Regions from separate parts of the Homo sapiens genome. Here region 2 is linked to region 1. The links are chromatin loops, found by intact Hi-C in ENCODE. Cell type or tissue: transverse colon. All regions are shown on one strand. Links, peaks and the distances in the headings refer to the core of each region. The heading gives the core; the rest is flanking DNA.

Region 1 (15,625 bases), core at 3,226-11,225:
AAAGAGAAGGGCAGGCACTTCAGTGGTGTCAAACTGGGCCGGAAGGAGAAGGGGAGACAGAATAGAAGGAAAGAGTTGAAAGAGAAAAGAAGAAAGGTAGAGGAAAAGAGAGAAAGAGGAAAAAATCTTAGTTCTCCATCCACACACCGGGATATAAACAGACACTAATTTGGAGGATGATTTTTTTTTCACTTTTTTACCTTAAACCACAAATGTGTACATCTTGGTAAGTCGTGAGCCATATTTTTACTATAGAATAAGCCCTATACTCATAGGAGAATTTCTTTCCCAAAGTTGTGCTATTTCGATTTTTATCAGAACCTCTGGGTAACCAAAATAGGAGGAAAGTTTGAAACTGTCTTGGAAAAACAAAATGTTGCTCCATCTTACTGTACTCTCAGAGCCTGGACTAGGATGAACAACTCGAGCATCTGTGATGCCACACTGAAGGAGGCACTCACTCTCAGGTGCCACCCCTGCACTCACGCGCCCTGACTGTGGGTGCCTCCTTGAATTTAGCACCTGGGTGTCTCACTTGCCTCACCCTAATCTGGGCCCTGCCACCCAGTCCCACAAGTGCTCCTCTGCCCTTGCAGGAATCTGTGCTCTTTCTCTCACTTCCAGCTAAAAACCAGTTGCAGCGTCTCCTTTCCCTTCTGAATCTCCAACTCCTTAACCACTGCCCACTTTATCCCAAGCCTTATTCTCACCTCCCACAATCAAGCCTCTTTTGTCCTTAGGCATCTATGGCTGAGTTTTAAGCAAGCCACCAAGAATTTTAGAAGTTAATCAGTAATTCCTGGGCCTCGTTTTGATTCAAAAAAAAAAAAAGTTGCCAGGCACAGTGGCTCACACCTTGTAGTCCCAGTACTTTGGGAGGCCAAGGCAGGCGGATCGCTTGAGCCCGAGTTCAAGACCAGCCTAGGCAACATAGCGAAACCCCATCTTCACAAAAAGTTAGTCAGACATAGTGGTGCACGCCTGTGGTTCTGGCTACTCAAAAGGTTGAAGGAGGAGGATCACCTGAGCCAGGGAGTTCAAGGCTGTAGTGAACTGTGATCGCATCACTGTACTCCAGCCTGGATGACACAGTGAGGCTCCATGTCAAAAAAAAAAAAAAATCAATAAAAGAAATTTTGTGTTATCCTGTGAAACTATGAAACCACCTTTAGTGATCTCATTCCCTAAAAATAAATCTCCGAAGTTCTTTCCAAAACAGATTTGTACTTAAGGATGACGGAAAGTCTAACATGATGTGCCTTTCTACTTAGTTATTGATTGGATTACTTTATTATTAGGTTAGATTCAGAAAATGGTTTTCTAGAGGAAAAGATAATGTCACAGAGACACCTCCTGGGGTTTTCTTCAGTCACCCAGAACCATCCCTTTTCCCACTCAACTTTCTTCCTTCCCTACAGGCAACTGCTCTATACCAGGCCTCTCTTAGGGAGACATGTCTTATCCCTCAGGTGTGCGGAAAAACACGGCTTCTGCTGGAGATGGAAAAAGGACTCTGGGGAGGACAAGATGCCTCATGTCAAAGCAACAAGGTTCCAGTGAAGAGCTGCAGGCCTCAGAGGCAGGTAGGCAGAGCCATTTCTTGGTCTGAACGTCTTTCTTCTTCGGTCCCCAGCAAATCATCACAGTGAGCTGTCAGCATTTTCCCCACATTCTCCAGAAGCAGCCTCTGGATCCTAAACACAATTCTTCCTTTGATTCTTTTGATGACGGTGCAACAGCAAAATGCTGTGGCAATCAAAACTGCCTGAAAACAGCAGATTAGCCATTCCAAGTTTTAACTGAGTTAATCAAAGAACTGTCAGCACAGATGCTGTCCATGGTTCTCCTAGAGATGAAATCTCGATGCTGTGTCCTTGAGACTTCTCATTTAGAGGGCCTCTTCCAGACAGAAGTTTGGGATATTCACAAGACTAACTTCTACATGTGGTGAGGTTGAGGACGAGGATAGCAGTGAAGATGTGCCAGACACTTAAAAACACTATCTCATTTAATTTTCCAAAGAGTCCAGCCAGACACATACCAATGTCTCCATTTTGCAAAAGAAATTGAGGCTCAGAGAAGTTATATGGTCACTCAGCTAGGAAAAGCTGGAATTAGAATTGGAGCCTATGTCTAATGTTCTTAGACTTCACACTCTTTGCCCCTGTTCACCCCTCCTCATTTTTTCCTCCCATATGCAATGTGCCTAATACTCTTCTCAAGAGCACACATGCTTGATTCACAGCTTGGGCCTTGGCCTTTCTTTTCTGAGTTTGAATCATAGGCAGCTAATGCTAAAGGGGTCTTCTCACACAGCTTTGTGCAATCCTCTAAATTATGATGAGAAAACTAAGGAGCAATAGATTAAATGGCTGTGGCTCTAGTGAGCCATTGAGTCAATGTCGGCACCAGGACCACCACTGACTCTGGGGCAGTATGCTAGCACTTCATAGTGCTCTCAAAGTTGTGCAAGGGCCAGGCATGTGCCTCACACCTATAATCCTAGCAACTGGGGAGGCTGAGGCAGGAGGATCCCTTGAGGCCAGGAGTTTAAAACTAGCCTGGGCAACCCTTTTTCCTAAAAAGTTTTAAAGCATGGTGGTGCACACCTGTAGTCTTAGCTACTCAGGAAGCTGAGGCAGAAAGATCCCTTGAGCCCAGTAGTTCAAGGCTACAGTGAGCTGTGACCGCTGTAACGCACTATAGCCTGGGTGACAGAGCAAAATCAAACTTTTAAAACATATATATACATAATATATATTTTTAAATATTGTACAAGGAGAGACCCATGTCATGGATGTGGGGAGCTGATTCTCTCAAGCCTTTAACTTTTCTGGGACACACAGGTAAGTGGGGAGCTCTGGAGTGACAGTGAGGGGCAGCACTCACACATGTCAATCATGTTTGACTCTGGCACTTGCTGTTACTTTTCAGCAGAGCAATTCTAGTCATCAAAACCCATAGAGAAAGCACATATTAAACAGAAACAGATTTTCTAGCACTTTTTCTGGGTGAGTTCTTTCATTTTCTTCTAGGACTTTCTGGTTTTCTCATCCTGGAGTGTGGCAGTACAAGGTTTAAACTACTCTTCAAATCACCACCACTGTCTACTTCTTCAATTCCTTATTACCTATTTTCCAACATGGCCCCTTGGGCTGAGTAATCCAGTTTATATAAACCCCACACACCCTCTACAGGTGATTTACCTGCTCCTAGATGACTGCCTCCTCCCTCTGGTACCCACCTCCTTAGTTCCTCTAAGCCAGAAGTTGTAGTCACAAATGGCTTCAGGAGCTAGGAAGATAAAGAGAAATGTGTAAAGTGCCAGGTGTATGATGATAGGGAATGGTGAGGAGGGTAGCAAACTAGAAGGTGCATGCCCCATCTACAGAAATACAAATTTTAAAAAATATAAAGCATTCTGCTGACCAAATAGAATACTTGTACAGAACTGGATGCAGTGGCTCACATCTGTAATCCGAGCACTTTGAGAGGACAGGGCAGCAAGATAGCTTGAGGCCAGGAGTTTGAGACCAGCCTGGCCAACATAATGAGACCCTGTCTCTACAAAATTAGAAAATAAAAAAATTAGCTGGGCATGGTGGCACACAACTGTAGTCCTAGCTACTCAGTAGATTGAGCCTTGAGTAGCTACTCAGGAGGGCTGCTTGAGCCCAGGAGTTTCAGGCTGCATTGAGCTATGAATGAGCCACTGCACTACAGCCTGAGTGACAGAGTGACAGCCTGTCTCCAGAAAAAAAAAAAAAAAAAGAATCCTTGTGCAGCCTGGATTCACTTGGATTCAGTGGGCACCAGTTTTCAATCTTGTCAGGTCCCTCCTCTAAACTGCTGGCATTTCTTTCTTTAAATCCTTTCTCAAAGTCAAATTTGTTTCCTGAGTATTTTCTTTACTAATCACCGCTCCTTTACAACCCTTTAATTGTATATACAATTTGTACCCTTTTATCTGACTTTCATATTTTATGTATTTTAAGGCAAGAATGGTTTATCTATGTTTGATATGTCGACTTTACTTGAGGCCCTACCTCAAATTTAGTTAATCAGAACCTCCAAGGAAATATAGTGCAAAGTATACAAGTCTTATAAAATAACTCTTATTTGGTACAAGTTCTATTCCTAAGTGTTTACATTTGTGTCACTGGAATCTTTGGAAATTCCTAACAATGGGGCAGAAGTTAATTTTCTGCATCCCCATAGTTTGGAGGAAAGGGAAACATTCTGTTGTTAATTTGCACAAATACAAATAAACCATATGGCTTTCTGAATGACTGAGTCACTATGACACCCAGCCAACTATGCCTCTACCATTTCTCACATGTCTCCCAGAAAGCTGTCAACACAGTTCATCTTAATGACTCATCATTCTGTCATCTGCTGCCCTCTACTGGAAAAGAATACATATAGCCAACAGTGTGGTCCAGAATCCAGACCAACCTCCATAAAATATTAACTGTCACACAGAAAAATCGTCCCTACCTCTGTGGTTGGAGTGTTGGAATGATATAACAAGAACATGACAAATGTCATGTAACAAAAACATGTCATATAACAAATGTCATATAACAAAAACATGACAAATGTCATCCCTACCTCTGTGGTTGGAGTGATATAGCAAAAAACATGACAAATTACAGAAGAGTCAAGCTACAGGTTTTTTATTATGGAAAACTAAGTTTGCGTTGAAGTAAAAGAGACAGGAATCAATGATTCACTGGTGGAATATGGAAAAAAAATGAGGCTGGGAAGAAGCCAGAATGAGATTTTTATACAATGCAACAAACATGCCATTTAAAAAAAAAAAAAAAACTTTTATTGGTGCTTTTTCTTCATTATAAAAGTATATAAACTCTATGGTACACATTTTTAAAATTATATAAGTATGTGTTTATCTTAAAAAGTATAGATAAGTGACCAAATAAAAATTCAACCATCCTCTATTAAAGAAATACTACTGGCAATATTGCAAGTATATCATTCTATATATTATATAATGCGTAGGTAAACAGATGATTTTGTTTCAACAAACGTAAGGTCTGGCTGGGCACAGTGGGTCACACCTGTGGTCCCAGAATTTTGGGAGGCCAAGGCAGGTGGATTGCTTGACCCCAGGAGATCGAGACAAGCCTGGGCAACATGGTGAAACCCCGTCTCTACAAAAAAATGCAAAAATTAGCCAGGCGTGGTTGTGCATGCCCATAGTCCCAGCTACTCGGGAGGCTGTGGAGGGAGGACCACTTGAGCCTGGGAGATGAAGGCTGCAGTGAGCCGAGATCACATCACTGCACTCCAGCCTTGGTGACAGAATGAGACCCTGTCTAAATATACATTTTTTTTAAATTTTATATCACATTGTGCACATTTATATATCACACTTTGCATCTCATTTCACCCTCTGCTTCTTACAACAGTATGCTGAGGCCTGAGAAGATACCTGTTTTCTGAAGTCATTACCTACCTTTATGTTTCAACCACTCAGAGTGTGAGCTCTGTGACTGTGCTATGACAGACAAAGTTACCTGCATTTCTCTTTTGGGGCCCTCTTTAATCTGACTATTCCAGCTGACAAACAAGTGACCAATCATAGCACATTTTATTTCCCATATCGTAGTTAAAATAATCAATCTGGAAAATAAATTACACTGTGTAATGCAACTATACTCATCATGGTAAGTTGTTTAATTGTTTACGATCCACTACAGTACTGGATTTAAACTTTGTGGATATGGCACTCTATTCCTGCCTTAATAAATATTTTTAAAGTTATATCTATATGGAAGGGGCATTTTTCCTAAAAAATTAGGAAAGACATTTATCTCTCTTGAGAGAAAATTTCAAAACTAACCAATCTGCAGTTATCTAAAAATGAAACAGGATCATCATTTCTCCAGGCATGTGTGGTTTGTTCCCATGTTATACACACAAGAAAAAGAACAGCATCTGCTTAAGGGAAAGCCCTGATGGTAGGAATGAAAGACAGCATGGCCAGATTTAATGTTAAAGCAAAACTAAAACCTCCAGGATGGTACTTAAGTGAGTGTGATGGGAACGTATTGTTTCCTTATAATGATTTTAAATGGAAATTACAATTCAATCACAAATAAAAGTAAATTGTAGACAGTGAGGGGAACAAATCTGTTTCACTCGGATTCACGGTGATTATCAAATTAGCAGCTACTCATTCACCACTAACCATTTTCACTCTTCTCAGTCTCCCTAACAGCCCTGAACTACAGCTTCATGGTGATTGCAATGGTGGCAGCTCATCAAGACTGTATTTTAGCTGTGCTTTTATCTTCCATGTTTTTCTTGCTCATTGTTTAGCAAGGTAGAGGGGGGAAAAAAGCACTGCCCCTGTTTTAAAGGAGTACCTGCGCCTGTTTTAAAGGTTGTACAGCACCAGGTGAAGGACTAATATCTGGCTCCAGGCTGCCCTCCTGACCTGTCTCTAGTACTTCCCCTTCACCAGCCCCACTCTAGCCACACTGGTCTCCTCGCTGTTCCTCCACACACCAAGCACGCTCCTGCCTCAGGGACTTTGCATCTGCTGTTACCTCTGCTGGAACCCCCTTCCCACCCACATCCACGATATTTACTGCTCCTCTTCACTATGGTCTGAGTCCAAATGTCCCTTCGCAGAGAGTGTAGCCTTCCTTAACAGGCGCTTTCTAAAACAGCACCACCTGTCACTCTCCACCCCCTCACTCTGCTTTGTTTCTTCCTAAAACATTTATTTGTCCCCATACCTGACGTGATATTTATACCTAAAGGGGCATCTCTATTTTCTAATTTGTATTGATACATAATAGCTGTACCTTTTCATGGTACATGTGGTAACTTTATAGTCATATAATCACATCAGGGGAATTGGGATATCCATCACCTTAAGTATTTACCTTGTCTTGATGCTAGGCTATGTGTTTCTTTATTGAAAGAATCCAGTATCAGCCAGGAGATTCTGACAAAGGAGGTCCAGGGTAGATCTGGCCGTACATATGTTGAAAAGGTCACCAGGAAATACTGACGCACACCCTGGTTAAGAATCACTGGCTTAATGGCTATTACAGCTTCTGGGGTCATGAGGTCTTGATTAAAATTTCAGCTGGACGGGCATGGGATGGTACAGGTCTAGGCCCAGTCAGTGGCATGGTAGCAATAATACCCATCTCCCACAGCTGTGCTGAAAATAACAGGAGATAATGGATTTGAGCAACCTCCTGAACTGGAAAGTGCTATATAAACACTTATTATTAGTGCCCCATTTCTTTTCTGAAAGTGAATTCCTTATATTTTGAAGAAAGAAAAATTTTAAAACAGTAATAAAATATATTTTTATTTAGAACCCCAGACAATATTTCTGAATCAGATTGATCAAATCAGTTGCTTTCCTGTTAACTCAAAATTGTATGTCCATTTTTATCTCTAAAGGCAGTGCAAAGGGAAACAAATAGAACTTAGCCAATACTTGTAGCCGATCTAAATAATTCCAAATTCTGAAATTCGAAATATTAATAATAGCTAGCTGCGATTTGGCCTGCATCGCCCCGGCGCTGCTCTATGGGCGACGGGGCAGCCTCCCGGGCTGCGAGTTTCCTGAACGTCACCCGTGGGCCCGCTGCTCCATAAGGTGGGAAGTGGCAGCTCTGCCCGCGGCGCATGCCCAGGAGCGCAGACAGGTGGAGGCGGGAAAAGTGCTGCCTGGAAAGACTAGGACACAGCACTTCAGAAAGCAGCAAGCAGAAATAGGGCGTTTTGTAAACACTGGCTCTAATCACAGGAGAGTCCAATGTGATCTCCGAAGGGGCGGGGTCCTGTGTCATAAAAAGCAATCGGTGAATTGAGGAGGCTTCTCCTCTGGCCGCTGGCCTGCGTCGTTGAAGGAGTGGCATGTCACCTTCTGTGATAGAAATTAGTCCTCCAGAGAACTGATCTATGGTCGCCTTTTATGACAGATATCACCAGGAAAGGACTTAAGAACACAGAAGTGGGGATATTTTGTTATTCATGTTTATAGAACCAAGGTAATAAAGGTATATTTTATAGATGTGCTTCTTATGTCACTAGCCAGGTTTCATTGGATCAAGGGTGACACCTAGTGGGGAGACTGTGCTAAACTCTTATTTTCTGTCAAAAAATTCAAATTAGTTTGTAAAATTATCCCACATATAACCAAGGTATCATAAAACCAATGTCTTTTACAATTGCACCCAAAATCCTGTGACTTCAATCTCCATAGGAACAACAGAAAAAGGGGACTGACACACTGAAACTAGATTTAAACAAGCCAGAAAAATATATACGCCTATGAAGAAACAGAGAAGGAAAGGAAACAGAGTTAAACTGAAACCCTGTCTCTACTAAAAATACAAAAATTAGCCAGGCGTTGTGGCTTGCACCTGTAATCTCAGCTACTCAGGAGGCTGAGGAAGGAGGATCTCTTGAATCTGGGAGGCCGAGGTTGCCGTGAGCCAAGATCTTGCCACTGCACTCCAGTCTGGGTGACAGAGTGAGACTCAGTCTCAAAAAAAAAAAGAAAAGAAAAAAGAAAGAAAAGAAAAGAAAAAAGAGAGAAAACTAAGCTTTGTCCCAACCTTCCTCAACATGGTGAAAATTTTCCATCAGAGGGAGAGAGGACAATTAGGATTTGACTAGGAATCTGTGGCAAGGACTTTTTAACTGAAAGCAGGTGAAAAACAGTGGCTAGTGCTGCCGGAAGCCCTGCTGAGCAGCCTGGCCTGGGGCAGTTGTCCCCTTTGCCTTGTGGGATCCCTGGATCCCACAACCCTTGCCCTGCAATTCTGAAGTTCTGCAATTCACATGCCATGTTACACCAACCAGGACTATCTGGGGGCCACCTTGGGCTTCACACCCCAGATGCTATCACCATTTTTTTCTGACTCTCAAATCAGGGCATATAACCTAACACCTACCAAGTCAGACTATAAAACAGTCATTGAACTAAGTAAGGCCTGCCTCCAAAAATTTAAGATATTAACCTGTAACTATATAGATCTGTACTTGAGTTTTTTTTTTTTTTTTTTTTAGAGGATTCCCACTCTGTCGCCCAGGCTAGAGTGCAGTGGCGTGATCTCAGCTCACTGCAACCTCCGCCTCACAGGTTCAAGCAATTCCCTGTCTCAGCCTCCCGAGTAGCTGGGACTACAGGCACCCACCAGCACACCTGGCTAATTTTTGTATTTTTGTAGAAATGGTGTTTCACCATATTGGTCCAGCTGGCCTCAAACTCCTGACCTCAGGTGATCCACCCGCCCTGGCCTCCCAAAGTGCTGAGATTACAGGCATGAACCACTGGGGCACCCAGCCTATATTTGACCTTTTTGCTTTCCATCAAGAACTTATTCTGCTTTCTAATTCCCTCTGGGATAATATTTTGCTTTTTTTTCCCCCCTCAGGAATAACCATTTGCTGTCATTCAGGAAAAGGATTTTATCAGGTGCTAACAGTTTCCTATTTCTCTTTTATCCATGATTTCAGCTTTCTGGTTTCTCACCTCCTTCTCACCCACTCCCCTCTAAGTCTCTAAGTCACCTTCTCACAGGATTCTTGAGGCCCCAACACAGGGTTTCCATCTCAGAGTCCTCCCATACAGGGCCTTTCTTCCAGCTGTCTCACAATGATTCCTCTGAAACTCACCGAGTAAACATTAATTTGCCATGAAACAGCTCCCACTCGAGCATCTTCCATTCCACTAGAAGCGTGCACTTTATGACTCCCATGCCTGGTCTGCATCACGCTGTTGGTTTGCTCTGGCAGCCCTGTTGAGCCTAATGGTATAATTCATTCCCGTTTGTTTTATTGGTTAAATCAAATTAAAATGTGTATTTGGCCGGGATATAGTGTGCTCACTTGTGTGTATTTTAATTTACACACATGAACCCAGTTTTGAGACCCAGAGGCCCAGTTTAAAAATTAGAAGTTTTCAAAGCCATACTGCAACAATCAACAACAGTTAAAAGACTTCACAGACAGCAAATATTTAAAATAAGTTTAATTACCAAGAACTACTGGTCTTCGAGCCCAAGGAAGTATGACTCCCATCTGCAAGGTTCCCACACCTGATTGCAACAGAGTGACCGGATATCTTTCATAGATCTCCTGAGCTGAAGTCTCTAGGCAGGAACCTAGAATCTCTATTTTCCACAAGCTCTCAGCCAGCCCCACATATTTTTCAGTCCAGTGTTTGAAAGCACTGCTCTGAATTGCACCTCTTTCTCATCTCAGAATTGCTCTGAATTTCTCACCTCTTTCAGAAAGATTTGATAAAACAACTTCTACCAGTGTTTACCAGCCTAAAGTCTTGCATACCGTCTTGATTCTTGTCATATCTGTGTACCACCTCTACTGTAATTTACCTAATATGTGTATGCCAGTTGGCTTATATTTTTGCATAAATGAACTTAGTTGTTTAAAAACTATATCATTGCCATGAAATCACGACTTTGGTGTATATATATATTTTTTATTTATTTATTTATTTATTTTGAGACGGAGTCCCACTCTGTTGCCCAGGCTGGAGTGCAGTGGTGCAGTGGTGCGATCTCGGCTCACTGCAAGCTCCGCCTCCTGGGTTCACGCCATTTTCCTGCCTCAGCCTCCCAAGTAGCTGGGACTACAGGTGCCCGCCACCACACACAACTAATTTTTTTGTATTTTTAGTACAGATGGGGTTTCACCATGTTAGCCAGGATGGTCTCAATTTCCTGACCTCGTGATCCGCCCGCCTCGGCCTCCCAAAGTGTTGGGATTACAGGCTTGAGCCACCTTGCCCGGCCATATTTTTCTAACATACAATACAATAAAATGTACAAGTAAAAATTGCTTTCAAATGTTCTTCCCTGTAACAGTAAACATAGTTTTTACATCAATGGGGTAGCCTTACAATATCTGAGAAAACACTAATAAAAGGGAATAATCTGATCCCACCTTTCCTCCAAAGATGGCTCTAAGGAAAAATGTAAATAGGGAAGTTTTGTATTGAGGGCCTCATTCCTCATCCATGTTCTCCTTCCTTTAAACAGTAATCACATAAATCACTGGGGGTGGGGCCTGGGTATCGAGTAATTCTAATATGAGCTAGGGGTAAAAGCCATTATGTCATTTCCCTTTCAAAAGACATTTCTCCTCAACAATGAACCTCATTCCTCCTACCACTTCCATAGGGCCAGCCTTTATGCACTGAGAGAAAGCCAATTTTCAGGCTGTCCTAAATTCATACTACATCAATATGTCTATACATCCACTACTGACAGGCTTGTTTTACTTATTTCATTCTTCCTTTCTTCTTATTCTGTTTCGTTATTTTATTAGCTAAAATAAATGACTTTTCTGATTTTGGAAGCAAATGTTCAACGAAAGAAAATTTAGAAAGTAAAAATAAGTAACAAAAGTAAACACTTTAAAGGCCCATAATACCACTTTTAACACTGCAGGACATATATCAAAACCCTTTCTAGAATATGAGTCAGAGTGTTATTTAGAAAATGGTATGTGCTGAATGCACCACTGTAAAAGAAGGAGAGATGCTTTTTCCTCCCTCACTCCCAAGCAAATTTCGTGTTCTAAGTCTGAGCTTCCTAGCCTCAGCCACTTGTTAATAAGTATAGTTGCAGAGCTACAAACCAGAAGCCAGGAGGTGCTAGAAAGCTAACACTCTATCCACCCAGAAAGAGACTAGTCCTGAGAGTGGAGGCCTAAGCCAGGAGGACAGAAGTTTTGCCAAGGAGGAGACCAGTGGCATTGGGTTCAAGAAATGGTGAAGATCTATGCCCCACTCCCAAACAGTCCTCAAGCAGTGACCTGGACTGAACCCCAGGTTTTTGGCCTTGGCACACAACAAAAAATTCCCGTGCCCAGCTTGGTAGAGGAAAGGAAGCTGCCCTCTTAAAAAGGGCAATGAACATCCTAAAATCCTCAACAGCTTTATAAATCAAGAAGAGCCTCCTAAAACTCAACTGAGATGGAATGTCCTGCTAGTTGTGGTCGGTGGGAGGGGACAAATTGATCTAATTTGGAATTGTTAAGGCCCATTGACCTAAACCACCAGATTTCTGGAGCCTCTTGATAAGAGGGAGTTGAGAGGGCTTCTTATAAGATCTGGGAATTTAATGGATAAATTTAAGGAGAAATTAGGAAAGTAGGGATCAAATCTGGATGAGATTCTGTCAAAATGAAGGTACAATTTTTATCTTAGCAAGGAAAAAATTTTTATCTTAGCAAGGAAAAAATCTAAAGTGGGTAAGAGTTGTCATTCATTTAAAAAGAAAGAAAATAGCAGTCACTTCTGTTAAAAGAAGAATGTATCTAGTCATTTTTATGGTTATAGAGTGGCCTCATCTTTATCTTGTTCCAAACATAGTCACAGAGTGGCCTTGTCTGAACATTGTTTATATTCTGTAAGCATTGTTAGTGTTCACTTGGGAACGTCATGATCCAGCAGCCAGCAGCACAAATTTTTACTTTCCTAAACAAATAAAGGAATGTATCACCACTCAGACCAAACTAATATTTACTTTATATATATACACACACATACAAATAAAATATTATGCTATACATACTATTGGATAATATGCTTTATATAATGACATAGCATCAGTAGCTTTCCATGACAGTGTTCATCAGCATCACTTTAAATGTAGGAATGGAGCTCCATCATGCAGATGAGCCAAAACGTGTTTCATTAATCCCCCATTGCTCAACATTTAACATGTTTTCCTTTGTGTGTGTATGTGTGCGTGTGTGTGTGTGTGTGTGTGTGTATTAGTTTGCTAAGGCTGCTGTAACAAAATACCACAGACTGCATGGCTTAAATAAGAGAAATTTCTTTTCTCACAATTCTAGAGGCCAGAAGTCCCAAATCAAAATGTCAGCAGGATTGATTTCATTCTGAGGCCTCTCTCCTTGACTTGTAGATGGCTTTCTTCCTCCAGTGTCTTCACATGGTCTTTCTTCTGCGTATGTCTATGTCCTAATTGCCTCTTCTTATAAGGTTACCTGTCATACTGAATTAGGACCCACCCATTGGACTTCATTTTACCTCAATTTCCTCTTTAGAAGTCCTATCTCCAAATACAGTCACATTCTCCACTACTGGGAGTCAGGACTTCAATATATGAATTTCGGGAGACCCAGTTCAGCCCATAACAATGTGAACATCTCTGTATCTATGATTTTGTGTACATCCATAGTTATTTCCTTAGGATAAATTTCTAGAGGTGAGATTGATAGGTCAAAGTGAGACCACAGTTTGAAGGCTTTTGGTAATAACATCAAATTGCCCTGGAAAAGTTGGCACGATCTATGCCCTCACCAAGCAGTACAGGAAAGTAACTTTAGCCCTGTTTCCTTCATTGTGCTTTGTAGTTTTGTGATCTCTTTTTATTGGTTTCATATTTGGCAGATTTGCCTATCTCCACATGAGTTCAGATAGCCCAACATGTTAGTGAGACCAAGACTGTAAGTTTAATAGCTTCAGTAGGAGTTTTTATCAGTAGTTATATAAACAAAGAGAATATCCTATACATAGTAAATCAGGACTGTCATTTCTATACACAAAGGACAGCAAAGTTAGATTTTTTATTGATAGAAATAGTGCCTTGATTTTTATATCAAGCATTTAATACTCTATTTTATACTCTACGACATCTCAATAAATGTTTGTTGATTATCTTTTAAATACCAACTAATTCAATTAGAAATCTTCTGGTTTCAAGTGACAGAAAACCCAACTCTAAATGGCTTAAGCAAAAAAAAAAAAAAAAAAGGAATTCATTGATTCATATTGATTCATGTAACTGAAAACCCTGTGAGACAGGGTAGCCACAGGTGAGGCTTCATTCTGAAATTAAAGGCTGCCACCACCAGGGCCCACCTCTGTTTGGCTGCCTTTGGACTAGCTCAATGCCTAAGCTCTCTGTGATGGCCTCTGGCAATGCCAAGCTGAGTCACAAAAATGGCTGCAGGAGAATCAGAAGAAAGTCACTATAGACACTAGGCAGAAAAGCAACAAATACCACTATTCTGGCTCCCATATAGTTCTAGAGCTAGCAGGAAGTTTAGAAATCATTTAGTCTAATAATTTTTAAAAGTTTTTTTGTTATGTTTTGTTTTGCTGGTAACCCTTTCTTCAGACAAGAGCTTATGATGAAGTCAAATATATAAAATAGAATTAAAAACTGAAAGGGTAAGTTGAAACAGAGGTGAGGATCCCTTGCCCCCTCGCTGCTCATTCTCCATGAGGCACCTCCAAGGAGCACACTATTAATTACTTTAGAGATAGAGAAACTGAAGCTCAGAACACATACATTGCTCATTCTGGAACATCACCCATGAATGACAGAGCCAATGGAACTCAGGAGCCTTCACCCTGTCCCGTCAGTCTTGCCGCTTCCCTCACTGGTTGCTCCTCACTGCCATTTTGAGCATTATGTTTAACTGATATCCTTGATCTAGCAACTCTGCTCCTACCAAAAAAAAAAAAACGGAAGCAGAATTGAAAAGCTCAATTGCCTGCCATCTGTGTATATGTACAGCCCTTGTGTCTCCAGCCACAGTTGGTTACTGAGACTAGCTCAGAACTGAGCAGGCTCAGAGCTACATTAAGCCTCTGTTCCTCCAAGTCCATTTGAGATTTTTAATTTCAAATCAGAAAAACAGTGCCTACATCAGTGTTTCTCAGGGTGTAATCTAAGAATTTTGTGGATACCTCTCGCTCCAAAGCCCCCTTAGGAATTCTTGAGTTTAGAAGATATTTTTGGACAAGGTATAGTGAACCAAAGCTGGAACCTAGAAATAGATGTCCTATGAGAAAGAAAGCTTATCAGTTCTAATTTAAAAGTTAGAAGTCCTTTCTTTAGTACATGATTGAGAGTTAAAACCAATACTGGAAAAAGAAATGAAAAAAGCGACCAGATTTATGCAGATAAATTTGCATAGGCAGTTAAAAATAAAATAAATATTTTAAATAAAGTAAAATAAGCAACACCATATATACCTGATGAGAAGCATCCCCTAAAATATCACTGACATGTTTTATCTGAATTTATAGCCAAGAGATGGACACAGGAAGACTGCTGTAGCTCACAAATGAATTCTCTCTTTCCTCTCTGCCTCCCATCTCCTTCTCCTACTTTGTATTAAAGCTTTTCTTATGCAAAAGATCCAGGACATAGAAGAAAACAGAAAATTTCATTAACAAATTTTCTAAAATAAAACAAAATACAACCTTAAAGGCCATTGGGACACTAAGTAACATCCTGAGCTGTATATATGCAAGATTATGGGTTAGAGCCCACAGAGAAAAGTCACAAGAGACCAGAATGGAAGAATGATTTCTGGAGAGTCTCATGAAATATAACTCTCCCTTTATATGGAGGAAAATTGTTTCTATTGAATCTATGATTTCTAGCAAACCCCACACAGAATTGTGCATTGGTATTCCACAATTAAAACCAATTTTAATTACTTGAAGCTAGATATATAGAGCCTCTCAAAATGTTCCTTGTAAAAGAAAATTTTTCCCTTGACATAGAAAAAAAAATGGAGAAAACTGACATATTTTCATGTCCCTTTTAGATCTAAAATTATT
Region 2 (15,625 bases), core at 3,358-11,357, 570 kb before region 1:
TTTTTCCAAAGTTCTGGAAACTAGTCCAGCATAACTTCCACTAGTCCAGCTTCCTCATTCCACACAGGTGGCTTCATGAACAGCTGACTGTGCTTGTGGGAAACTTTGAGGCCTATAAGGCAGCTCCTCCCTCTGGGAGCATGCTGAGCTATCAACTGCTCTACTTATCTCTGCAAAGATATCTGCATCTTATATAATTTAAAAAATTGTATGTCTTTCGAAAGCATCTGTTGGTGCCTTTCTGTCAATCACAATACTGCCTTATTGTGACTATCATGCATTTATAAAGTGAACTTCTAAGAAAATATAAACAACATGGCTTTTAAAAATTTCCAACTTTTATTTTAAGTTCAGGGGTACATGTGCAGGATGTGCAGGTTTGTTACATAGTTAAACATGTAAACCTGGCTTCTTTTCTAAAGCTGACCTAATTTTTTTAAAATTGTTTGCTTTCTAACTGACAAAATTCTTGTTTTCACATGCATAATCCAGTAAAATTATATTTACAACGAGGATAATATTCAAAACATTTAACAGCTAGTGTGTGTTTGGCATGGACTCATCAGAACAGATGCCATCCGTAAACAACTAGTACTGGTAGATAGCAATAAAACACCAGTCTTGTTTACAACTCTCTGTGAGTAACTAGTACAAAATTAAAAATAGAAAAGGGATCAATAAGTCACTGGCATATCTAAACTTCTCTGAGAGATTTTTAAATGACCAAAAGGCATTCTTAAAATAAATAACATTGTGCGAAGGAACTTGTCTCCTCCCTAAGAGTTTTTCATACAAATAGAATTTATAGCGATAATACACTGGCAAGCAGCTGGTAGAAATATAGTAGCATTGATGCACTTAAAATTAAGAATTCCAACATTAGCAAGCCTATTTATTTGTTTGCTTATACATTTATTTATACCTCACTTTGTTTTATGTAAACTTTGAAAAGGCCATATGATATAATGAATAAGAAGTTCACCGACTGCAGTTAACAATTCTAGAAAACATATTGAGTAAAAGATGGCATAGCTTGGTACAAGTATATTTGAGTTATACTCAGAAATATACGCTATAAGTACAACGTGGTTAAATGATTTAATTGTACTTATTAGTGTGCCTGTAAAGTTAATTCAAATGATGCTCAGCAAAGGCAATAAACATATAAAAAAATTCTATAACTTTCTCCATTCAGCTAAGCCATACCCTTTATTTTTGTCTGTGTTATTTTGCTGTACATCTATACAAAATTTTGAGCCTAAATTCATTTGAGTTTAATTTTTCAAAAGTAGTAAATAATATGATTTATTATGTTTTAATTTACATCTGTGCTTTCCCCAAAGGTAAAGGTAAAAGATCCAGTTTGATCTCTGTACTTATACCATCCTCAGCCTCTATTTATCATATAAACACTGGTGCTAATTAAAATAATGGATTCTTTTAGTAACACATTCCAGCTAAACCCAGAATCACAGAATAATAATTTTTACCATATAGGGGAGAGATTTCATCAAACAATGAGTGTGTCTATATAGTTAGGCATTTTTACTGCATTTCTTTATGGTTTGCATATTAGACATATTTTAAATCCCATGAGTCCTGCAGTAAATTTTATACATTGTTAAATATTTTGTCCTTGACTGATTCTCAACTTTATCTAATACATTTTTATATTTGTAATTCATTTTTGTTTTAATGTTGCTTCTTCATTTCTAAAACTATGACTTCTAATCAACCTATTGATATTTTTATTTCTATATTATTTTGCAATTCACTGCAATTCATCACAGAACTTGACATATTTATTAACTATAAATGGGTTGTGGCCAAATTAAGTCATTAAATATGCTGTGTGACTTTCCCTAAAATATGCATGGCTCTTCTAATTAAAACAAATATTTATTTATGAAATTACATAGGTTGTCTAACTCCTTGAACATTAGGAGATATAAAAGATACACACCATTATATTGAATAACTCTGGCATGACAACTGTTTCAATTTAACCTTTGGATTTAAAGCTCTATTTTCATTATAATCCATATGTATGGATGTGTCAGCAAATGTTCACGATCAAAGAGAATATTGTGTATACTATATTCGCATTACACATTTATCTTTCCAATGGGTCATGCATAAACGAGGAATAATAACATCAATAAACAAAACCTATACATAATAATATAAAATATTCATCTTTGCCAATAGTTTCAATCTCTATTCCACCAAATCATCCCAAAATTTGTTAATCAGCAGCAAAATGGACAGACACAAAGGTCACACCCTTGCCTTGTCCATGCTCTAGAGGAAGTGTTAATGAGCATAAAATTAGCCAAAAGTTGGCAGCAGTTAGATGAAAGAGAAGCAGGAGGTCTGTGGATAATTCACAAACTAATCACCTTCTGAGTAGTTGGAAATAGGCCACCATCATTTTAAACTTAGTTACAGTCCAGTATGCATTTTTCCTGTGAGCACCTTTGTTGCACATTGCATAATATCTATTTCCATTTCTGCCATGACCACAAACTAAACTTGAATGATTTTATAATGATTTAAAGAAAAGCCTATAAAAATTCAAAAGCACACTCCTAGAGCACCTTCTGTGTGCTTGGATATATCCAAGGCTCAAGGAATACTGGGATGAACAAGATACATTTTCTTTCTTCATGGCACTTAAATTCCAGTGGAGAAGACCTACAATAAATAAGTAAATGGTGCCTTGCAAATTATTCTATCGCTGAGCAATATTATTGGAAATAGGAGTTATGGAAGGCATATTGAGTCGGCTGAGGAGAAAGTGGGTGATGTCTAAAAAGAGTCAATACACTACTCATTCTAGAAGCTCAAAGTTTAGAAGAATAGGAAGAGGCTTCTTGTTCTAAGCCTGTGTCCAGGCAATATTTTCTCTACAATTTCTTTCAGGTAAGTTGCTTTCCTGATTGCAACTATTCCCACTCATCCATCTTTGCTTTTCTAAAATGCCATTTAAATATGCAACTGCCCTGCTCCAAAATCTATTACAAAAATAATCAGCTATTTAATGTGCATGACTTCCAAGATCTGTTTCCAGCCCACAGCCCTAATCATCTTAATCTATAAAACATACACCTGGCTCATCAGACAAGCATACTCATCTGCCATGTTCATTCACGCACTAGGCTTCTATCGCTTAACCCTGCCCTTAACCCAACATGGTTTAGGAAATCCAGCATGAGTGCTACCTCCAGCTTTCTCTAAAATGGTGACACAACAGAAAAAAGATAAGCTTTGGAGTTAAATTCCCAGGTGAAAAGCCCCTGGGCCTCCCTGAAATCTAGTTTCATCGTCTGCAGAATGAAATGAAATAATCAATACTGTCTCAAGAATATGGTAAAGAGAATACTGAACCCATACTAACCTTGCTTTATTTTAATTTCTCTTTCATTTATTGACATAATGCTATTTTTATCTTTGTTTTATCTAATAATATTGATGACATTTGTTAATTCTGTCACTCAAGCAAAATTGCAGTCCTATGAGGACATACACCGTATTTCTCTCTTCTGTGTTCCTTGCTACAGTGCTGGACATACTGAAAATGCTCAAAAATATGTACTTACCAATTGATGAATGAGATACATGATTGCCAATAAGTTAAAAGAAATAATTGAATAATTAATGTTTTTGATGTAGTACAAGGGTGCTTCATCATAAGCGTAACTGGTTAGCAATGAAATCCAGCTTTGTCAAATAATAAAAAAAGAGAAATAAAATAATGCGAATAAGGTGGAAATATTTTACCAAAAATTTTAATATTTCCTAAAATTTAATTTTGGGACATTCAGAAAGAAGGAAAGTATTTACATAAGAAAGATAGAAGGCTGGGTGCAGTGTCTCATGCCTGTAATCCCAGCACTTTGGGAGGCCCAGGCGGGCGGATCACAAGGTCAAGAGTTCGAGACCAGCCTGACCAATATGATGAAACCCCATCTCTACTAAAAATACAAAATAAATAAATAAATAAATAAATAAATAAATAAATAAATAAGCCAGGCGTGGTGGCATATGCCTGTAATCCCAGCTACTCGGGAGGCTGAGGCAGGAGAAACGCTTGAACCTGGGAGGCGGAGACTGCAGTGAGCTGAGATCACGCCACTGCACTCCAGCCTGGGCGACAGAGCGAGACTCCGCCTCAGAAAAAAAAAAAAAAAAAAAAAGAGAGAAAGAAAGAAAGAAAGAGAAAGAAGGAAGGAAGGAAGGAAGGAAGGAAGGAAGGAAAAGGAAGGAAGGAAGGAAGGAAAGAAAGAAGGAAAGAAAGAAAGGAGAAATACGTTCAAAACAATAAAGATTAGCCATTTCGACATGAAGCTATACTGAATCTATTCTCAAATTCTCACATTTAACCTCAGAAATGTAGATGATATATGCTTGAAAATAATGTTTTTTTTCTACAAAGCAAGGTCATCATCTCTACAACTCAAAAAAAAGGTAACAAAACTTTGTGTTTACACATTTAGAAAAAACTAAAGGGAAAAAGTGCATTTTTAAAAATGCAGAATTTTCTAACTTTTAAAAAGTAAGTAATATGTGTTTCATATTAAATAAAATATTAAACATCCATATTTCAAGTAAAAGTTAGCATGATATGCCCTCCTATCCCCATTCTGCTGGGATAATACAAATGTGTTTCCCATTTCATATTTCATAATTAAGCACAAAACACCATCTAATGAAGTTTTTAGGATATCTTATTCAAATAGTGATTCAGAGAATCCTGTAGATGAATAAAAACACATGATCAGAAATGCCTGCACAGCCACAAAATCTCAACTATGTAATTAGGGGATCTGTTTTGTGTCTAGCTCAAATTACATATTATTTGATAAATATGTGTTTATCTGGTTATGAGACAAAATTCTCCCTCCTTTATGTTTGAATCCACATCTCTGATAATCAAAAAAGTATATACTTGATATACTTGAATTCATGAGAAACATACTCACTGAGTTCTAATAACATTTTCCACCAAACTCTTAACGCATTCATAATGGTTTATTTAAAATAAGTATTTATTAAAAATGTAATAAAACATGACAGTTATCATTGTCTGACTTGCAAGTAACAGGACCTAAATTCGAATTCTGGCTTTTTCATTTGCCAGCTTTACAGTATTACTTTAAAGAAGTTACTTAACCTCTCCAAGGCTTACTTTTATCATTTATAAAATGAGGTTAATGATACAACCACAGAGATCTTGAAAGAATTAAGTGTTCAATATATATTAATAACTGTTAAAACTAACTGCTTCCTGGCCTCAAAACTGAAAACCTTAAGGATGTATTATATAGAGAGTTTGCCTGTGTATCTGCCTCAGTACTTGGCTAAGTGACTGACATATAATATAGATATAATATTTTATGAGTAAATTAAATGAAAATAATTTGGGAGTTGAATGCAAAATATTTCTATATGCCTATACACTTGCAGGGTACCATCCAGAAAAGTTTTTCAGGATGTCATATTATTCTAAGCCATTGGTCAGGATGGAGGGAGAGAAGGACTTAATGAGATAAGGGGTTCCTCTGTGACTTTACTTTTGACATTTGAACAAGATAGTGCTGAAATTTAAATCTACTCGTATAGATTTCAAGTTCACTTACATATATACTTAAAAACTCTCCTATGTTGTTCAAATAATTAAATTTATTGCTTTTCAGAATTTATGCAGAATTGTGAGGCAAAACTTAAAAAATTATATGAGAATAAAGGCCAGAAGGTGAGTATAGGAAGGAAGCAAAACTATCTCAATAATTTAGGTTATAAAAAATTCTTATGTGAATGAGTTACAGAATTCTCAAGCTTTATTTGAGATAAGACACAAAACATGAAGCTGAGAATTGTAATTATTTCCTACAACAAAAAGTAGAAATAATTTAACACATAATGTTCTAATAATTTGACATTTATTCATTGAATATATATTTTTCTAAGGTATTTTTAGGTCCATCTTGTCCATACAGTAGCCACTAGACACATGAGACTATTTAAATTTAAATTTATATTAATTAATATTTAAAAATCACGCTAGGCACGGTGGCTCACACCTGTAATCCCACCACTTTGTGAGGCCAAGGCGGTCAGATCACTTGAGGCTAGGAGTTCAAGACCGGTCTGGCCAACATGGGGAAATCCTGTCTCTATTAAAAATACAAAAATTAGCCAGACGTGGTGGTGCATGCCTGTAGTTCCAGATACCCAGGAAGCTGAGAGATGAGAATCGCTTGAACTTGAGCATGGGAGGCAGAGGTTGCCATGGATCTGCAGCCTGGGAGTCGAGATCACACCACCGCACTCCCGCCTGGGTGACAGAGCAAGACTGTGTCTCAAAAAAAATAAAATTAAAATTTGTCCCTCAGTCACACTAGCCACATTTCAATTGCTCTATAGCCACATGTGACCAGTGATTACCGTATTGGATAGTTCAGAAAACATTTTTATCATCACAGAAAGTTTCATAGGACAATAACTCTTCTAGATAGTTTGGGGTCACAAAAAAGGCTGAGGGCAGTACATTATAGCCAAAGAGCTGAAGATATGCTAGAGGCGATGAAACATGAGCAAAAACCATTTTAATACAAAACAAGTTTTAATTTTACAAATCAAGTGCCACAAGAACACTAGTGACCACAGAAGACTGTTCGTTAAGATTTGAGTTTAATTTTGAAGAATGAACAAGATATTTACATTTGTTGCATGGCTTTAAGTTTCTCTTTATGTAAAAGATAAAATTTCTAGGGCAGCAATTATAGGAAAGTGAAGATTTTTAATGCTATTCGACTAATGTTTCTTCTTACTTTATAAGTGTTGTGTCTTTACTAGAAAAATCTAAGGGGATTTTACTTTCATCTTAAGATTTTTAGATCTTTCATCGTTCCTTAACAATTATTTGAAGACTCCAGAAATAATGCACTTCTAAATTATTTTAAATTCAAAATTGCTTCATTGAGATTTGGTACTTAACCTAGTTCATGTTAAGAAGCAATGAATATGATGTGTTAAATGCAAAAACAATGTGGTATCAGTGCTATGAATTTAGTTTATAAATTCCTTCCTGAGATAAAAGCATTCATATTAAAAATACAAAAAAGTATTTTTTGTTTTGTCCGATTCATCACCTCTCTACATCATTTTCTCTATCTTCCTAGGAACACAAACACAGACACTACATAAGGCTTAGAGCGTAAAATGGTAGGAAGCTATGACACTTGCCTGTTGTACTCAAGAGCATTACTGACAGGCTCTCACTTAATACGATGGAAAGAACCTCCCTTAGGTGTCCCAAGGAGGTGTAATAACTTACTAACACAAGGTGGTGCTCTGTTCTTATGAAACAGCCTGTCTTTGCTTTGGTTCTAGGAAGCAGAGGTCAAACATTCTTACAGCTTGACCATTTTTCTTGAAGGTTTTAAAAACTGTTAATGTCTCATTCTCACTTAAAAACCTCATCCAAACCATTTAAAAATCATTCTTAGAAAGCTGTCCTAATCATAATTCCAACCACTCAGGGAGGATCCAATTTATCTCATTGTTCTCAACAGTAATTTTGATGGCAGTAGGCCTTGGATCGCTCACTGATTGCTTCTTTTCATTTTTCTCTGTTTGTGATCCTTTTGATCAGATAGTTCTTACACTTTTTTTGGGGTTGTCTCAAGCCTATTGTTTCTGTAAACTGATCAGACTTTTTCCAGACAAAACTGCCAGATTGACCTCCAAATAAATGATTAGAACAACTTTGACTCTCCTTCAGCTAACCAGTCTATTATTATTTATTTATTTCATTTTGCTTCCTACGTATGAACATATATAATATATCGTTGTATAGTTATATTAATATGTTTACCTGTTGGTAAATCTCTAATTTCATCCTTCCTGTAGAAAAACCTTGACAATGTAATTTGAAAATGTGACATGCAGTTAACCACATTTAAATAATCCTCCTTATGACTGAACAGGAAACAGGCCAATGCCATATTCCATTTAATGATATTTTTAAGGGAAGAATAACTATAGCTTCAAATATGGATATATATGTACACATATATGTGCATCTACATATAACACAAAAATATACAAATTATAAATATCTATAAATATTCCTGGAAAGAGCTAAAGGCAGGATTCTAGCATTACATAATTTCACATATGCCAAATCCTCTAATCAAATGGAATCTGATTATTTATGCTGCCAGGTAGTTATATATTTCTTTCTAATACTTCTCAAGGAAACTTTCCATAGCTGTCTTAAATTTCTCAAGGACATTGATCTCAAAATAATCTCAACCTCTATTCTTCTATTCTGAATCTTATGAAAGCATTTATCTTGTTTATAAATAGCTAAAAACTTCTTAAGAAATCAGACTGGAAGAGGTTGCATATATTTCAAACATTTTAAAATCACAAAACAAAACCAGTAAGTCAAGAAAATAGACAAGAAAAGATTCCATTTGTTTTAAAGTGTGTTCTAAAATCATATCACTAATGAAAGTCTGCTGATGTCATGACAATGTCATAGCTTCAGCTCTTCAAAGAACATGTTGTCTGGTTACTATAGCATTGCTATATTTGGATTAATTAGAAACGGAAACGTGGATAGCATTAGCTTTGAAATTAAATGAGCCCCCTAACGGGGAAGCTAATTACTGAATTCATTCTGAAGATCTGTTTTACTCGTGAAAATTTAGGTTATTAAATTGAACAATATGTGCTCAGGACTAGAAATGGAAATCAGGGCATCCTCGGACGGAGCACAGGGGAACCAGTGGCTCTTATGGAGCCAGACCTGATATTAGTCTTTTGTTAGAGAGGATTATTATTGTTAATATTGTCACCTTTATGACAAAGGTTCTAATATGAAGAGTACTTGGAATTCTTAAAAAGCTTCCATTAGTCCATTCAATACCCTACTCTGACTTCCATTAATGTATCTTCCCTACTGTGTGATTAGGAAGCTCCACCGGAAGCCATAATCTGGATGCATTGGGGAAGATTTAGGGAGGAAACTTTTCCATAAGCTTGAAAGACAAAAATGGCATTTATCTGGGTTTCAAATGTTTCTTCTCCTTGAGGTTTCGTTTTCTGAATTAAAGTTTGAAGTGAACATACTATATATTCACAGTATTGTGCTTTTCAAATGTCCCCCTCACACAAACATACATACAAACACAGCAAAGATAGCAGGAGGCAGGTTATGGTCAGAGAAAATTCAGCTCCCTTTGTTATGCTATTTAAGTAATCGTTAAGTACATTACTAATATCCATGGCCATTTTTAAAACCAAGTAGCAATAACTAGTTTATCTCACTAAAGCACCAAGATCCTTAGGAACCAGAAAGAAGCTTTTCAGCATCACATCCAATATGCCCCTAATACTTAGTAAAGGCTGATATGATGATGCAGATCTTTTGATCACTTTTGGGATTAAGATCCAAGTTATGTTACTAAATCCCAATTCAATAAGGCAGTGCGGAAGATGCTGACCTAGCAGGGTCTTTATAACTGAAAGCCAGTGTTTGGTTTTATTGACAGAACTTTGTGCTAAAGACATGGAGTTTCCCAGCTACTTCAGGGTTATCCCAGTTACCTGTTCTCTCTCCACCTCCCACAGACTATATTGTGATAATCTCTAGAATTATCCCCAAAAGGAAGAAATAAAACATCTGCTTGGTGTATTCCTTATCAATCTTTATTCTATACTTCTCTTTCTGGATTCTCCATGATTCAGAGCACCTCCAGCCATATTCCAGCTGTGTGGTGCAAAGGACCCAGGCATTGTTTTAAAAATTCTTGAATCATAATGAACTAATAAGGTCCTCAATATAGCATATTTCTCTCATTGTTTAGGTGAGTTAAATTATTTGTAAGTTACAAAAGCCATGCATCTTTCTTGTTTTACTCCAAACATCATATTGGCACTTCATAATAGAAAAATTGAAAGTTGGCTATGTGGTAATATACTTTTTATCATAGACTTGTGTAATACTGTATTAATATATAACAAGTCCATGTAACATCTTTATTTTGTCTAAGAAATAAGTCTAGAGAAATGAGTGATTTATTTTTATAGAAACTGCATCCAAGAACTGCAGAGTTTTCAGCCCCAGAAACAAGAAAACAAGAACCTTATCAAGATATGGGTGCTGTAATGGGCTAGATTTTTCTTTAAAAAGAAAGAAAAAAGGAATAGGGAAGGTGTACGCAGTCTTGCAAATGAGGCAAGAACTGTTCTACAGAGTCAGGAGAGAGTCGAAATAAGGATGCCTGATGCTGAGTTGCAGAATCATTAGACTGTTACTCCTTATCTTCTTTCTGCCTGTGAATAATTTCAATGACCAGTACGTAGTAATGACATTGCGTATGTATACATGATAATATATTATGCAGTAATTTAAAATATGTTGGAAGTGTTGTGCCATTGGAAAAATTGCTGAAGGGGTAATGTTATAAAAAAGGCTTAGTGCAAGAAAATAAGATAGGTGATATAATATCAACTATATGAAACGTTTAGATAAGTAACAAAACTAGAAGAAAATATGTCAAAATGTTAAGAGAGGTTAGGATTTTAGGTAGTAACTTAAGGCCCTATATGTCTGGCCACCTGTAATTCTCTGAGATCATCTTTTACTATTGCTTCACTCCCCATCCCCCACAACAGTATCCTGCTCCAGCCACAGTACTGTTCTTCTTCTTATTGTTATTAAGTTCTGCGGTACATGTGCAAAACGTGCAGTTTTGTTCCATAGGTATACACGTGCCATGGTGGTTTGCTGCACCCATCAACCTGTCATCTACACTAGGTATTTCTCCTAATGTTATCCCTCCCCCAGCTCCCCACCATCTGACAGGCCCCGGTGTGTGATGTTCCCCTCCCTATGTCCATGTGTTCTCATTGTTCAACTCCCACTTATAAGTGAGAAGATGTGGTGCTTGGTTTTCTGTTCTTGTAATAGTTTGCTGAGAATGATGGTTTCCAGCTTCATCCACGTCCCTGCAAAAGACATGAACTCATTCTTTTTTATGGCTGCATAGTATTCCATGGTGTATATGTGCCATGTTTTCTTTATCCAATCTATTATTAATGAGCATTTGGGTTGGTTCCAAGTCTTTGCTATTATCAATAGTGCCACAATAAATGCTATATAAAATTACATCCACACTTTATTTTTCTCCATAGCTGTTACCATTACCTGACATAACTTACCAACGTAGGGATTGCTTTTTGCTAGTATTTCCCAAGAAAACAGAATGATTGCTTAGAAAGGGAGAGAAGAGGAAGCTGAGGGTGTATGTTAGAAAGTGATGGAATTTAGGCTAATAAGAAAGGAAAGAAGAATATTTGGGAGAGGCAGAGATGTCAGGCAGAACAATCACTGGATTATACATCACAAAAATTTTGAGGATCAGGGAACCAGGATAAATAAGCCTGGAAAAATAAGAAGTACTAGTCAAGAATGTTGTTGTTTGTTTTGTTTTGTTTTGTTTGCTTTGGAAGTGAGAATTGTGGAGGGATTGCAACTACTGTCTGGTGTCATTTCCTTACCTTTATAGACACCCTGCCTAATGGGTTTTGGACTGAATTATTCAGGAGGGGAAAAGAAAAAAAGGGGTAGAGGATATTCCACTCTTACTATTTTGATGTATATAATTAGCAGGCTCTGTCTAGATAAGTATGCACCTATAGTAACTTCCTTTTGAAAAAATAAAAATCAGATCTAATGGAACATTTGCAAACTGCTTTTCTTGCACTCAGTAATGTGTCATGGACATTATTTCATGTTAAAAAATATAGATATATATTTTTAAAACTATATAATATTTCACTACTTGTAGAGACCATAATATAGTTAACCAGTAACTGATTGTTGAGCATTCATATTGTTTTTCTCACACTTTAATAGACAAAGTAAAATCTGTATATACTTGATTTCTATTTTGCATACTTGTTGCTATGGGTTTGAATATATTACCTCCAAAATCAGGTGTTGCCAATGTGAAAGTATTAAGAGGTAGAGTCTGTAAGAGGTGATTAGGTCATGAGGGTTCGTCCCTCATGAATGGGATTAAGACCCTTTTAAAGGATCTTTGCAGAGTGCTTGGTAGCTTACCCTTCCACCTTCCACCAGATGAGGACACAATGTTTCTTCCATCTGGAGAATGCAACTCTCACCAGTCGAACCTGCCACCATCTTGATCTTACACTTCCCAGCATCCAGAACTGTGAGAAATGAATTTTTGTTTTTTATAAACTACCCAGTTTGTGACAGTCTGTTATAATAGCACAAAACAGACTAAGACACATGTTTACATCCTTTGGGTAAACTTTTAGGAGTGGAATTATATAGCAAAAGACCATTAGATTTTAAATGTTGATATTAATTTACTGAACAAGCATTTATTAAGAATTTGCAATGTTTCTCAGGCACTATTGTAGTCTTTTTGAATATGGCAATAATCAAAACAGAAAAGAATGGCAGCTTTTATGAAGCTAATGTACTGGTACAAATATAGTTGAGATGATTCAATCAACTTATATTTCCACCAACACTGTATCAAAGTATCCATTTCCTCTTATCTTCACTAACTTCACTGGCTATTTCAAAACTTTAATACTTTTGGCTAATCAATTTTTTTCTTATTTTAATTGTTTCAATAATTTGCACTATTTGATTACTAGAAAAGTTAGACATGTGATAGGCTTATTAGTCATTGTATTTCTACTTCTACATTACATTTTTGTGCTGTTTGCTCTTTTTTTCCCTATTTGGTTATTTTTTCCTTATTTGATTTACAAAAGGTTTTCAAATGAAAAGAAATATAAACTTCTTAGTAGAGAATAATTGTTCAGGCTGCCGAAAAAATAAATATCCTTTCTAATATGAGAGAATTCCATGCTGCCTCCCACTCAGGAAGCCAAATAAGACATGCCATTTTCTCTCTCCAACCTAGTATAGCAAGTACATTGGAGTCAAATGCCCTAAGGATGGCCAATCAGATGCTTCTGTGGGGGATATTGAATCTAGAGGAGGTAATTCAATACAGAGAGTCTTTTAGAAATAATTTGAGATACCTGTGTTAAATAAAAAGCCCCAAAGCTTCCCCATGAACTCTTAGTGAAAATATGCCATTTTGGTACAGTGCCTTTGCTGTACTTGTTCCATCTTGCTTCTAATTAAACTTGCTTCTCAAGCCTTCCTGTTGGTTCTGTGAGCAACTCCCAAAACAACCTTTAGGCTAATGTTAACCAGTAATTTTCTGTTGTTTTGTAACTAGCAACATTATTAGAATAGGTGTTTCATAAATATATATTTCCAGCATAATTTTTCTAATATTTTGTAGTGTATTTGCCAAACACAATGTATTAATTTGTACTTAATCAGGTATATCAATATTTTACTCTGTGTATTCTACCATTGACATGTGCTTAGAGGGCTTCTGAATATCAAAATTATAAAAATATTCATCTATTATATTTTCTAGTATTTAAATTACATCATTAATATATGTGGAATTTATGCTTATACAAGGCATAAGAGCTTTATTTGTTTTCTTTATTTTGGTTCTCAAATATGTATCCAATTGCCTCTCACTTTTTTTTTTTTTTTTGTATAACCAGAACCTTGCTCAGTGATTCAAAAACTACTCTTGTCAGATATTTAATTCTTCTGCTAATTTGTAGAGACTTTGTTCTTTTTAATTGATCTGTCCATTCTTGGATTCTCATTACAGTTTCAATCAATCTAGTTTAAATGACACTTTCATATTTGATAAGGTTAGTCCCCTTCATTACACATCTTTTTCAGAATTTGGCTGGATATTTTTGTCCACTTATTTTTCAGGATATATTTTATAAATTTTTCAATTAAAAACCCTTTGTAATTTTGATTGCTGTTATACAAAATACACAGGCTAATTGGGAAAAATTCGTCAACGAAATATTTCTAGCCAAGACCATGTGATATTTCTTACTTACTTACCATTTTTTATGATCACCAGTATTTTGTTTTTATGTATGCTTTGCATAGTTCTTGGTAAGTTTATGTGCTTTATATCTTTATTTAATTGTATTTTAAAAGTGATTATTATTCATTTTCAAGGGAGTTATTGTTTTTGTTTATTTTTGGCAGTTTATTTACTAATTTTAATTCTAGTAGTTTGGTTTTCTCAGTATGTAATCATGTAATACATAAATCATTATAATTTAATATCATTTGTTCAACTTTTATCTTATTTTCTTGTGTGATAGGTCATGTCCAAGGTTTTATTTGTTATTTTTCTTTTCTTTTATTTAACATTAAACTTAATGCTTTTTTAGAGGAAAGTCACTACTAATTTTAAACATAATGTAGACTCATATTGTTAATAACATTAATTAAGAAATTGGTGGAAAGTCATTTACAGTTGTGGGAATGGGGTAATTTTGTCTCTGTTTGCCTTTTCCCTACATTTGCTGAAACTTTTGCAACAGGGGTCCACCCAGCCTAAAAAAGGGTGAAGAAAAGACTTCATGACCAACGAAAGTCCAACTCCAATTTCAGATGACTTTCCTGCATTGGAGTAAGGCAGCCATTTTGGCAACACATTTGATAGAACAAAAGGTTTGCCATACAAGGCTTTCAGTTGGTGTTTCTCCCCTTTTCTGTTATTGGTCCACTGTTGTAAAAGGTAGTTTCAAATGATTATTTTACATTCCTCCAAAGTCACACCAAATTCTGTGAGATTTTGGAATGTCTCCTTTCTGAAAAACTACACCCAACATGTACATAATACTGTATATCAATTGACCATTTTTCTTTACAAGGTTTGTACAATGCTAACAAAAAAATATGGAACTTTTACCTAAACCATATGTTGGAAAACTGAGTCAGGGTATATGTTATTTTACCATAGGTGACACAACAAAACTGATAACTGCTAATTTCCAAGGCATATCTTGCAGAGCATGCATTTTACAAAGTACATATAGAGATTAAGTCTCAGTAAGACTCAATCTGTCATTCATTCTGAGGCAAATTGCTCTCCAATCATTAACCTGTGAAATCAAACATATTATGTGCTTCCAAAATATAATGATGGAACTGCCATAAGATGGACATTCCCATTCTGAAAGGGAGATAAGAAAGAAAAAAGGAAGGACAGGTCCCCAGTCAAGTCCAAAATTTAACAGGGCATACAACATTAAATCTTAAGGCTTTAGAATAATCTTCTTTGGCTCAGTGTTCTGCCCTCCAGATCTACTGGGCCAGAGATCCTGCCTTCTGGACACACTAGGACTGAGATTCTGCTTCTGAATCTTTGCCTGGCAAAGGTTGGCTCTAGGTGGTCCTGCTTTCATAAATTTGCTGGACACAGCCCATATTGTAGTCTCATGGGTTGGATTGCTTGTGGCTCTCCACAGTGGAATTCACATGCCACACAGGTGGCTCCACCAGTCAAGGGTCACAAAGGAGGCACTGCCTCTAAGGCTCTGTTGGGTATTGCCTTGATGGAGGATCTCTGTTGCAGTTTCCTGCCTGGACCTTGTGGCTCTCCAAAGCATCCTTTGAAATCTAGGTGGAGGTAACTATGCCACCATAGCTTTGCTGGGCACAATG

What was found. A loop is a pair of places that touch in the nucleus more often than their neighbours do. Peaks named below come from ENCODE experiments on the same cell type or tissue, not always from the same donor. Only the 100,000 strongest peaks of a DNase experiment are listed, where the experiment ranks them.
Region 2: a loop joins it to region 1, with 4 times the contacts of the local background. A loop is called at or near these places in 56 of 110 quality-filtered maps.

The regions. Positions count from the first base shown.
Region 1 is chr3:148,939,351-148,954,975 of GRCh38, forward strand. It overlaps LOC107986045 (a long non-coding RNA gene), which reads left to right. Exons shown (of 3, transcript XR_001740565.2): 2 at 1,470-1,583. Among named protein-coding and RNA genes, the nearest start is that of GYG1, 44 kb to the right of the region's middle. In transverse colon, for the core only: CTCF peaks have their summits at 4,422 (motif pointing left), 8,143 (motif pointing left) and 8,345; DNase peaks (open chromatin) are centred at 7,831 and 8,073; H3K4me3 peaks cover 519 bases; H3K27ac peaks cover 3,707 bases.
Region 2 is chr3:148,372,621-148,388,245 of GRCh38, forward strand. The region is part of intron 4 of LINC02046 (long intergenic non-protein coding RNA 2046); the gene reads left to right. It overlaps LOC105374147 (a long non-coding RNA gene), which reads right to left. Exons shown (of 4, transcript XR_924566.2): 4 at 11,222-12,249. Among named protein-coding and RNA genes, the nearest start is that of LINC02046, 100 kb to the left of the region's middle. In transverse colon, for the core only: a CTCF peak has its summit at 7,355 (motif pointing right); no DNase peak of the experiment used is centred there.